Linked DNA regions of Homo sapiens: region 1 is linked to region 2. A link is a contact called in ENCODE Hi-C or POLR2A ChIA-PET data. All regions are on one chromosome and are shown on one strand. The core of a region is the stretch at or near the end of the contact, and the rest is flanking DNA. Distances in the headings are between cores, read along the strand shown. Region 1 overlaps SEMA3F (semaphorin 3F). Region 2 holds the start of RBM5-AS1 (RBM5 antisense RNA 1).

Evidence for each region. Hi-C counts contacts between places; a loop is a spot of excess contacts on that map. ChIA-PET counts read pairs that join two places held with the same protein, here RNA polymerase II (POLR2A).
Region 1: a loop to region 2 is called in a map of endothelial cell of hepatic sinusoid, with 9 times the contacts of the local background. The contact joins the enhancer-like site here to the promoter of RBM5-AS1 in region 2. A Hi-C loop is called at or near these places in 1 of 168 maps with a recorded cell type or tissue (endothelial cell of hepatic sinusoid). POLR2A ChIA-PET finds 5 or more read pairs at or near these places in 7 of 52 experiments (AG04449, H1, HEK293 and 3 more).

What each region holds. Positions count from the first base shown.
Region 1 is chr3:50,168,507-50,173,901 of GRCh38, reverse strand. It overlaps SEMA3F (semaphorin 3F), which reads right to left. Exons shown (of 19, transcript NM_004186.5): 3 at 1-109. Among named protein-coding and RNA genes, the nearest start is that of SEMA3F-AS1, 15 kb to the right of the region's middle. RefSeq lists an enhancer at 2,565-3,538 and a silencer at 3,954-4,164. Within about 2 kb of position 2,966, at least 11 of the 41 ENCODE cell types and tissues checked have a DNase peak (open chromatin) inside an H3K27ac peak, as active enhancers do.
Region 2 is chr3:50,098,661-50,103,604 of GRCh38, reverse strand. RBM5-AS1 (RBM5 antisense RNA 1) reads left to right here and starts at 2,617. Exons shown (of 1, transcript NR_045388.1): 1 at 2,617-4,002. It overlaps RBM5 (RNA binding motif protein 5), which reads right to left. Exons shown (of 25, transcript NM_005778.4): 5 at 3,554-3,623; 6 at 3,000-3,073; 7 at 439-522. RefSeq lists a silencer at 2,962-3,162.

The sequences.
Region 1 (5,395 bases), core at 1,717-4,216, 70 kb before region 2:
TTGCTGCCCACGTACATGCGGTCGTGGTCCTCGTCCTTGAGCAAGATTCGGTAGTCGGTTGTGTTGAGCAGGAAGTTGAAGAAGTGGGCGGTGCCTGTGGCCTTCAGCTCTGTGGGTGGAGGGCAGGGCACCAATTAGGACCTTCAGGAAACCATCCAGCCATACCCCCTCTGATAAAGGGGAGACTGAGGCCCTGAGGTTCCCCTCAGGACCCCCACCACAGAGTGGTCTTTTTTCTTTCTTTCTTTTTTTCTTTTTACGAGATCAAGTCTCACTCTGTTGCCCAGGCTGCAGTACAGTAGCGAGATTGCGGCTCACTGCAACCTCCATCTGCTGGGTTCAAGCGATTCTCCTGTCTCAGCCTCCTGACTAGCTGGGATTACAGGCGTCAGCCACCACACCCAGCTTATTTTTTGTTTGTTTGTTTTTTGAGATGGAGTCTCACTCTGTCACCCAGGCTGGAGTGCAATGGCGCGATCTTGGCTCACTGCAACCTTCGCCTCCCGGGTTCAAGCGATTCTGCTGCCCCAGCCTCCTGAGTAGTTGGGATCACAGGCGCCCGCCACCACGCCTAGCTAATTTTTGTATTTTTAGTAGAGATGGGGTTTCTCCATGTTGGTCAGGCTGGTCTCGAACTCCTGACCTCGTGATCCACCTGTCTCAGCCTCCCAAAGTGCTGGGATTACAGGCATGAGCCACTGTGCCCAGCCCACACAGTGGTCTTAAACCTCCAGCTCCCCTTCCTGGATCCTTCTCAGCTCCCTCTCCAGTCCCTGACAGACTGAGAGGACAAAGTGGCACAGGTAGGCAGGCCAGGGAAGGCGCCACACCCAAAGCTAAACCCCTGATTCATAGACAGCCCTAGCTAGTCTCTGGGTCCCAATGAAAGGGCGGTAGGTGCGGGCCAGGGTACGCAACAGCATCAAAGAGTTTTTGCTCAGGTGGGGGTTAATGCTCCCACGCTCAGGGTGGGGCCAGCTTCACACAGGGGCTTAAAAGGGTTAATGAGCAGATAGGGGTGTGACCGGGTATATCTGGGACAGCCGGCAGACTCTGGCATGGAGCCTGGATGCCCTGTTCTTACCCTGGCTGCCCACCAGGCAGAGGGCACAGCTGGTGCACAGCAAGGTCCTCACTTGGTCTGAAGCAGGTTAGCCAGGAGACCAGAAAGCCCTGCTGGACACACTGCCCTACGGACCCCAGCTTCCCCCAGACCCTATAAGGCTGCTAATGGTGGAACTCTCAGGCCACCTTGAATGAGCCAGGACAGTCATTTCTGGGAAAGAGGCTCTCTCCCTGGAGCTACAACCCTGGGGCTAAAGGCAGGGTTCAACTGGGTCCTCTAGTTTCCCTTTTGCATGAGTCCAGCAGCCTTGGCCCCTCCAACTCCAGGATGCTGGGGAAAAGTCCTTCCTAAGGATGAAGGACAGGAGGGGGCTCAGACAATGACAGACAAAGGACTCCTAGAAGCTTGGGAACCTGCCTCCAAGGGGAGGGAGAGCCGAGGGGTCCCCTTGGCAAGCCCCCTCTCCACCCACCCCCAGCTATCTTTAGCTCAGCAAAAGAGGGAACACTGTAATGAGGATGATGAATATTCACACACACAGGGGGCTTAAGATAGCAGCACACAGAAGAGTGCATGCATGTATACACGTGGCACAGGCATGCACATGGCGCACACATGTCCTACCACACATGAGGCACTCACCAAGGGGGTCACACATGTCTCATCTCCCCTCCCCAGCTGGTAACCCATTTCACAGGTGGGGCAGTCAAGGGAGAGGCCTGGGCCAGGCCCCAAGGCACCTGGAGGGGGAGAACAGCTGGGATCCGAGGCCCTAGACACAGCCTGAAGGTGGGGCAGAGGTGGGCTGGGGTCAGGGGGTTCCACCAGCTGACCCAGAGCCCATGTCTGGTCCCAGGACCTCACTCTGAGAAACTAGTGGGTAAGGAAAGGTCTTGCCCTGCCTGGCCCTGACTATGCGGTGACAAGGGAATGCAGGTGATGACCTTGGCCAACCGCTGGGACGCAGGGACGCCGAGGGATCAAAGGGCCGATCCTGCCTGGCGATGGCCTCACCCGCCTGTCCAGCGGCGCCTCTGAAGTCCTGGGCAGGGCGGCCCAGGCACCTGTCCCGCACCTGTTGTTGGGCCACTCGGAGTCCCCCGCCTGGCCGCTCACCCGCCTGGCTGCTCACCCACAGTGACAACAGGAAAGTAAACATTCCCCCACCCCCAGGGCTGGGAAGTGGCCAGAGAGGAAGTGGGGCTGCCAGTGGAGCCCCCCCAGGCTGGGACAGCCCGCCAGGGGTTATTTATACCCTGGCTGGGGGCATGGCTCGGTCATGCCCTTACCCATCCCCTGGGCTAGGGGGCACTTTGGGGGCAATGGCAGGGGGAGGGGCTAGAGGCTTAAGTGGGCGCCTTCAGACACGGGCACTCCGGGTAAGGGGAAGCTTCAGCCATTAAGCCCCCAGGAACCCAATCAGCCATAATCCCCAAGCTCCAACCCTGCGCAGCCTTGGGCCTCTATAATATCAACCCTGCACCAAGACTCCCAGAGCCCGAGGCCCAAGTCCGAGTCCCCTACCCTCTTGCAAAGCCCCAGCACTCCCAAACTCCAGCTCCCTCTGTGAGAAAGGCCGTAGAGAACACTCAGAGGATGAGGAAACTGAGTCCCAGCTTAGGGGCAGAGGATTGGCCTCGACCCTCTCTGCCTGCTGCCCCCAGTCTGCCCCTGGGTGGAGGTGGGGGTGGAGGGAGCCCCTTGCTCAGTTATCGAACACCCGCTGTGCACAAAGCCCTGTGCTCACAATACCAAGGGCACAGGGCACAGGGAAGGGATGTGACATGCCAGAGTGCATGGGGGTGGGATTCCCACCTAGGTCCATGGCTGAAGGAGGGGGAGGCCCAGGGGAAGCCAGTCCTGGTGGTAGAGACTGCCTGCCAGGAGGGCCAGGGCCGGAAGGTGACTCGCTCCCCGTGGACAGGGCACATGACTCAGGACCTGCGGGACCCCTCCCAGTGGCCACGGGATATGGCGTCAATGGCTCTGGTGTCACAGGACGTGACGCTTTGGTCACTGTGGAAACAGTGTGGGGGGAGGGGGAGCCCCAGGAGGTCGCGCATGGTGGGGAAGGGGTGGGACCCAGGATCAGGGATCCTTGGCTATGGCTTGAGTTTCTGGGTGAGCTTCATGACCTGAGTTGGGGGCACTCTCGCTCTCTGAGCCTCATTCTCTAGTCTAGACCATCTCTCAGGCCCTCCTGGTACTGATATTCAAAGTGACCCTGAGGATCAGTGACCCCGTTCTGATCTCAGAGAGAGGCTCACGGCCTGGCATTCCTCAGGTCTTCCCCCAACCCATCCTTCATGGGTGTCTCTGCCTTTCAGGGAAAGGAGAGTGGAATGAGGTCCCAAGTCCTTCCCCAAGGAAGCAGGCTTCCACGTGTCGCTATCTCTTGTAGGGCATCCATCCCCATTCCCACCCCAGCTACTCCATTTCCTAGTGCTAGATTGGGGAGCAGAGAGGGCTATAAGGCAGGAAGAGGCAACCTGTGGACTCAGCTCCAGCCTTCCCAACTCCAGTGTGTCCTTACCCCATCCCCAACCCACAGGAATAGAGCTAAATCCCAAACCATTCATCCAAACCCAGCCTACCAGAGGGGAACCAAGGTGGAGAGGGGTGGGAACTTCCCCGGGTCCCAGAGCAAAGAAGGTGTAAGGTTCCAGCCTTCTCAACCCACAGCTGGACTTCTGACCCCACTCATGCCAGACTGTAGGTGAAAAGGGAAACAAGGAGCCCTGTGACAGCCCTGCACCCCCAGCTGCAGACAGGAAGACTGAGGCCCAAAGGAGAGTGGTACTCAACCCAGGTCACAGGGTGTCCTGTCCCCTGCTCCCCACTCCACCATGAGGCAAAGGAACTGGGAGCCTTCACTCCTCCAAGCAGCCTGAGTCAGAGCAGGGGGTGGGCAAGTAGCCCTGGGTATCCTCCTCCAAAACCTGCCATCAGCAGGTGCCAGATCCTACCAGGCCCCAGCTCCCTTAAGGGACAGGGACTTGGGACAGAAGGAACAAAGGAACCTGGGACCTGAGGTGGCATCAGTGGGGGCCAGGGCTGATGCAGACCCAGCCTGGTCATGTCCTAAGGCCAATCCCCACATCTGCTCCACTTGTCCCACGCCCGGCTCTGGCAGCAGGAGCGCCATGCCTCCTCGAATGCCATGGCAATGTTGAGGGAGGGGCTGGGCACAATCAAGGGTTCTGTGGGGATCAGGACTCCAGCCCAGATAAGCTTTGACCTTAGGGGGAGGAAGGGTGGTGTGCCTGGGTGCTGTCTCCTGGGAAGGGCTCCCCACCCCCATACTCTCACCCAGGCTGGGCACAGGTTGGGAGGGGTGACATCCGGGAAGGATTTTCCCATCATCGGGAAGGAAGAGCCTTTTCTGGCATCAGACACCTCATTTCCGCAGCCATTCCTGGCCTCCAGGACTCTCTCATGGCCATCAAGCACTTGGGGTCCCAGCCCAAAGCGGCCTGGCACAGGTCCAGAGGCAGGACCTTCTCAAGGCACACGGGGCTGGGTCCTGGGGGCCCCCGGTCCCTCATATCTGGGAAGCAGCTGGTGATACCTTACTTTAAAGGTGCGGGCAGGTGAGGACAGGCACTGAGGAGGCGTGTCCACAGCCCTCACCCGAAGACCCCAAGTGGGCAGCCCCTACCCCTTGCTGCTGGTCTCCAGGACATCAGGTCTGCGTGCAGTGAGGTGTGGGCTGCCGCAAAAAGAGGAGTCTTGGAGCAGAGGTGGGCAGCCCGCCCCCTTGGTTATAGCCCCACAAAGCAGCAGGCCCTGACTGACAGCGTCACCTCCCCCAGCAGTGATGGGGACTGGGGATGATAGACAGATCCCTGCAGCCTAGCTCAGACCTCTGACCTCTAGTGAGCCAGTGCAGCCCTAATCCCTGAGCTGAAGAGAGATGGGACTGGGGGACAAGGGGAGGCACCAGCCTGGGTCTTTGTCAGTGTTTCACCCACCGGAAAGACAGACCTCCTGACCTTCTGAGGAGGGAAACTGAGGTAGCCAAGGCTATAGTAGCAGTGGCGGCAAGAGGCATGGCAGGGCCCAGGTGGTCCCTACCGGATACCCCCACAGGATCCAGGAAGGGGTGGCCCCGGCCCTTTTATCACTCCCCCAAAGCTGTGAGGAGCCCCAGAGGAAGGCCTGGGGACTGGGCTGGCCCCCTGGCTCTCAGCCTAATCCTCTTTTAATGAGCGGCCAGCCGGAAGGCCTCAGCCCATGGCCACAGACCTACAACCCCGGGAACCCCAGCCAAGCTAAGCGGGGGGGCAGGGAGGCCCAGATGCCTTTGTACGTACCTTCCTCCTGCTTGGC
Region 2 (4,944 bases), core at 1,368-3,867:
GCGCGATCTTGGCTCATTGCAACCTCTGCCTCCCGTGTTCAAGAGATTTTCCTGCCTCAACCTCCGAGTAGCTGGGATTACAGGCGCGCACCGTGATGCCCAGCTAATTTTTGTATTTTTAGTAGAGACGGGGTTTTGCCATGTTGGCCAGGCTGGTCTCTAACCCCTGGCCTCAAGCTATCTACCCGCCTTGGCCTCCCAAAGTGCTGGGATTACAGGCGTGAGCCACCATGCCCAGCAGAACGTGCATCTTAATAAACGAAACCTCTAGTTCTATCATCTAATACCAGTGTAGGAGGACCCAAGGAAAGTAACAAACCATGAATATTACTGATGATTGAGTAACAATTTCCTTGTTTGGACAGTCAAATAAACAAACAGAAAAAAACAGCAATATCCTAAAGGAGTTTTGTCTATTTGGGAAGAACATATGCTTACCTTGTTACAAAGCCAATCTTCAAACTTAGGTCTGGGATTGCTATAATGCATTGCAATGTGCTTTCCTTGAATCACCAACTTTTTCTGTAAGAAAAGAAGTAATTAGTTATTCCCATTGTGAGGAACATGTGTCCATTTTCCCAGGGCAGAGCACACTTCGGAAAAATCAGTGCTCTGGAATTAAATGGACAACATACGGGGAGGACCAACCACCGCCACCTATACTCTGCCCATCCAATCCTTCAGATAGGCAGTAAGAGAATGGGATGCGGAGTAAAGGTAAACGGAGTCAGGGAGTGCTGAGAAAGCTGTCAAACACTAAACGCTGACTTGCACCAGGCCGTGTCTCCAGCGGAGACAGAAGTCCTAACATTCAGCATTGACAGGCTGCCTGAGTGTGACAGTCTACTTCAAAAAGCAGAAGACACAATTCTCTCAGTTCTGAGACTGTCTCTTACTTTTGCCCTTAGCATGGTGTCCTTGGGCTTCGCTTCACCTTTTTCCCCAGTCCCCCATCCTTATGCAAAGTAAAAGCCTTTACATTTCTCCTTCCCCCCACACCTTCTGCTTCAGGATGAGTCCTTTGGGGGGAAAGGGAGGGGAACTCATTTTTAAAGGGAATCTGGTTACAATTCTTTCTCAAGAGGGACTATTCTGAATGCCACCAACTCTAAAACAACTAAATGAGATTTTTTTTTTCCTGTCAACTGCAACCATGTCATGTCCTAGGTGACAGATGTGTTTTTCACTAAAATGGATGGTACTCTCTTCAAGGTGAGTAACCAGGAGGCCAATGAAGTTTCTTCAGGGGGGTAGGAAAAGCTCATAAATGCACACACCACCTCATCCTTCAAGTCAACCATGTGACTACAAGGACTTAGCTTTAAAAAGTCAAAATTCTGAGCTGAATCAATCTAGCCAAGAGTATACCTAGCACCTACCCCTAAAGAGCCTTCATTTAACAGGAGCATCTTTTCTTTTTCTTGGGGGTGGGAGGATCAAGGGTGGGGGTGGTTTGACACTATCAAACAGATTTAAGTAGGTGGTTAGATATCCAGATTTTAAAAAGGAGTCTAACCCCTCTAAACATACATACTGTTGAGCAATTTGGTTCTTGCAAATCCTGGAAGATTTAAGACATGCTGTGAATTTTGTCTCTGCGATATCTAAAGGCAAGACTGCATGTCTGGCCAGGAGAGAAAAAGCTGAAGGGCCATCCACTCACTGTGATATACAGAAGCAAAAATAAAAAAGCTGGGAGATATGTGAATAGATCATCCCACTAGGAGGGATGTGTGCTGGGAGACTCCAAACTACCAGTGAGTCCCTAATCCTACTGGCCTTTTATTTCTGGAGTGAATTTGAACTGTAATGTGTTACACAGTAACATAGCTTTGTATACATTAAAATTGTGGAGACTTTTAAATGTCTTACAGGTTTTAGTTTCTTAGGAGTTTTAAACTCCTAGGTTAGTCATTCTGACATATCCACTGCATCAAACAATGCTATCATGTCAAGAAAGCAGACTCACATGAACCTTGTATATGTTCTGGATTTACTAGGATGGTATCTATGGTATGAAATGAATGAAGCTCTACTTTTAATAAAATCAGGCTGTGATTTCTGGGTTAGGAAAATGAGAGGCTTAAAAACTTTAACAAATCAGTCAGTCAAAGTGATACCCTCATTAGTGAGTCTTGTTATAAATGGCAATATTACCAATCAAAGAATGTAACTTTTATTCATGGATTCATGGATGACTCAAATCACAGAATGCTGCAGAAAAGCAAGATAATGAGTCAAGCAAACTTCCCAGAATGCACTTGGTTAAAGGCATTCAATAATGTGCCTTGGAGTTCTTGCAAAAAATGTTATTTAAGTGCCAAGCACTGAACATTATCTTGACAAACTGAAGAACACTTCAGTTAACACTACCTCGAAGAACCATCAATGACTTGCTTTGAACAGACTATAAAAGGCATTCTCAAGGAGATTAGAATGTTAATGCCACTCTAACTAGATTAGACAGCTGCAGGACACCACTCCCAGGCTAATCTCATCAGACTTATTGTTCATAAATTCCACTAAGTCCTTAAATATTCCCTGAAGACCGGTCTGAGCAGTTACGCCTCCAGGAGGCTTTGTGGTCTTCAGGCAGAAATAAGGAATTACTTATAAAAATGCCGCCACAGACTTTCACTATGTTCTCTTCACTGTCAAATGGAGAGTTTGATATACTAAGCTTACTCTCAATGGACATAATAGGAATATAACAAACTAGAAAAAAGGGAAACATTAAGATGTTTTAGTGATTACCAGACAGGTATTCAGTAGTTAACAAAGCCCTGCCAGGTAGGTAGCCATGTTTAAAGGCAGAACAAATTCTATAATGAAGTCCTTGGTACTGTACTTATTCTAGTAACATCAATTTTAATATATACAAAGCTTTTTTTTTAAAAAAAAGTCACTCCTTTGGAACAAACCACTCCTTCAACCTTTTTTTAAAATTGTACAGACTTGTTCCATTTTCATGAATATCTAGACTTGGTGAGTGAAGCAACCTGATTGGCTTCCATCCAGCTGGTAGCATCTTGCAAGTGATAAAACTCCACGAAGGCGAAACCACGGCTTACACCTAGAGACAGCATTCAGATATAGACGGGATACTTGTGTTAGTCAGTTCCTTTATAACAGGTGAATCTCTCTCCCACTGCTTCAACACTGCGTGACAAAGCCAATTGGGAAGCAGCTTTACAAATGTGACTTGACTTGGGGATCTTCTTGATACTTTGCCATGGCAAGGAACAAGCCGCCTGAACTAAATGCCACTCCATTTGATTCCACGCTTAAAGTAACCATGCAACCGACTATAGTCAAAAAAAAAAAGGAGTTTATAAATCATTACTTACCTAAGGAAAAAAAAGTCCCTAAAACAAAGTTTAAAAAAGTTCCTCAGATGCTAACATGGTTTTCAAAGAGTCACATTCCTTAGCCATGGCAAACCTTTCATTCTGAATTCATGTGCTTGAAGACTGGGGGAATCAGGATGTTCTTTAGGGACTGAGGTGGGAATGGGGAAGAGAACAATAATATCAGGAACTAAGCAAGCTCTCACCTGTTTTCCTCTTCATCAGCCTCACATCCGCAGGCTGAGGGCCTTCGAAGGACTCCATCATTTCTCGAATCTGCACAGGGTTTTACATTATTTACAGTTAAAGCTTTTGCCACACACTATTCCCCATGGAATAGGAATTACATCAACTGTTTAATTAGCCAAGTTTTTTTTTTTTTTAAGATGGGAGTCTCTGTCTCTCACTCACTTGATTGCCCAGGCTGGAGTGCAGTGGCATGATCTCAGCTCACTGCAACCACCACCTCCTGGGTTCAAGCAATTCTCCTGCCTCAGCCTCCCGAGTAGCTGGGATTATAGGTGTGCACCACCATGCGTGACTGATTTTTTTTTTTTTTTGAGACGGAGTCTCGCTCTGTCACCCAGGCTGGAGTACAGTGACGTGATCTCGGCTCACTTCAACCTCCACCTCCTGGATTCAAGCGATTCTTCTGCCTCAGCCTCCCAGGTAGCTGGGATTACAGGCATCCACCACCACATCCAGCTAATTTTTGTATTTTTAGTAGAGACGGGGTTTCACTGTGTTGGACAGGCTAGTCTCGAACTCCTGGCCTCAAGTGATATGCCAGCCTCCCATATCATTACATGCATGACCCACCATGCCTGGCCTAATTAGCCAAGTTTTTATCTTCTATCACCAAAATGCAATTTTCCTAAAAGGCACAAAAAAGAGAGAACATTTCTCATAGAAATTAATGCATTATAACAGCACTGAAGGCATTCATTAAATGTTGCATGGGAATTTCCCTCAGGTGTAATTAATTTTTCCTTTTTTTTTTTTGAGACAGGGCCTAGCTCTGACACCCAGGCTGAAGTGCACTGGTGTGATCTCAGCTCACTGCAACCTCTGCCTTCCTGGACTCAAGTGATCCTCCCACCTCAGCCTCCTAAGTAGCTGGGACTACAAATGCACACCACCACACCTGGTTAATTTTTGTATTTTTTGTAGAGACAGAGTTTTGCCACGTTGCCCAGGCTGGTCTGGAACTCCTGGGCTCAAGCGATCCGGCCACCTTGGCCTCCCAAAGTGCTAGGATTACAGGAGTGAGCCACAATGCCTGGCCGCAATTAATTTCTGTTATGATACACATCCTTGCTTGTGGTATGATGTCTCAAGCCTCCATCCTTTAGTCTAATCTCCCTGTCCTTTGTTCTGCAGGATAGTACAGTGGCTCAAGCCTATAATCCTAGCGCTTTGGGAAGATGAGGCAAGATGAGCGCTTGAGCACAGGAGTGTGAGACCAGCCTGGGGAACACAGTAAGACCCCATCTGTATACAAAAATTTTAAAAATTAGGCCTCGCATAGTGGCTCACGCCTGTAATTCCAGCACTTTGGGGGGCCAAGGCAGGTGGATCACGAGGTCAAGAGATGGAG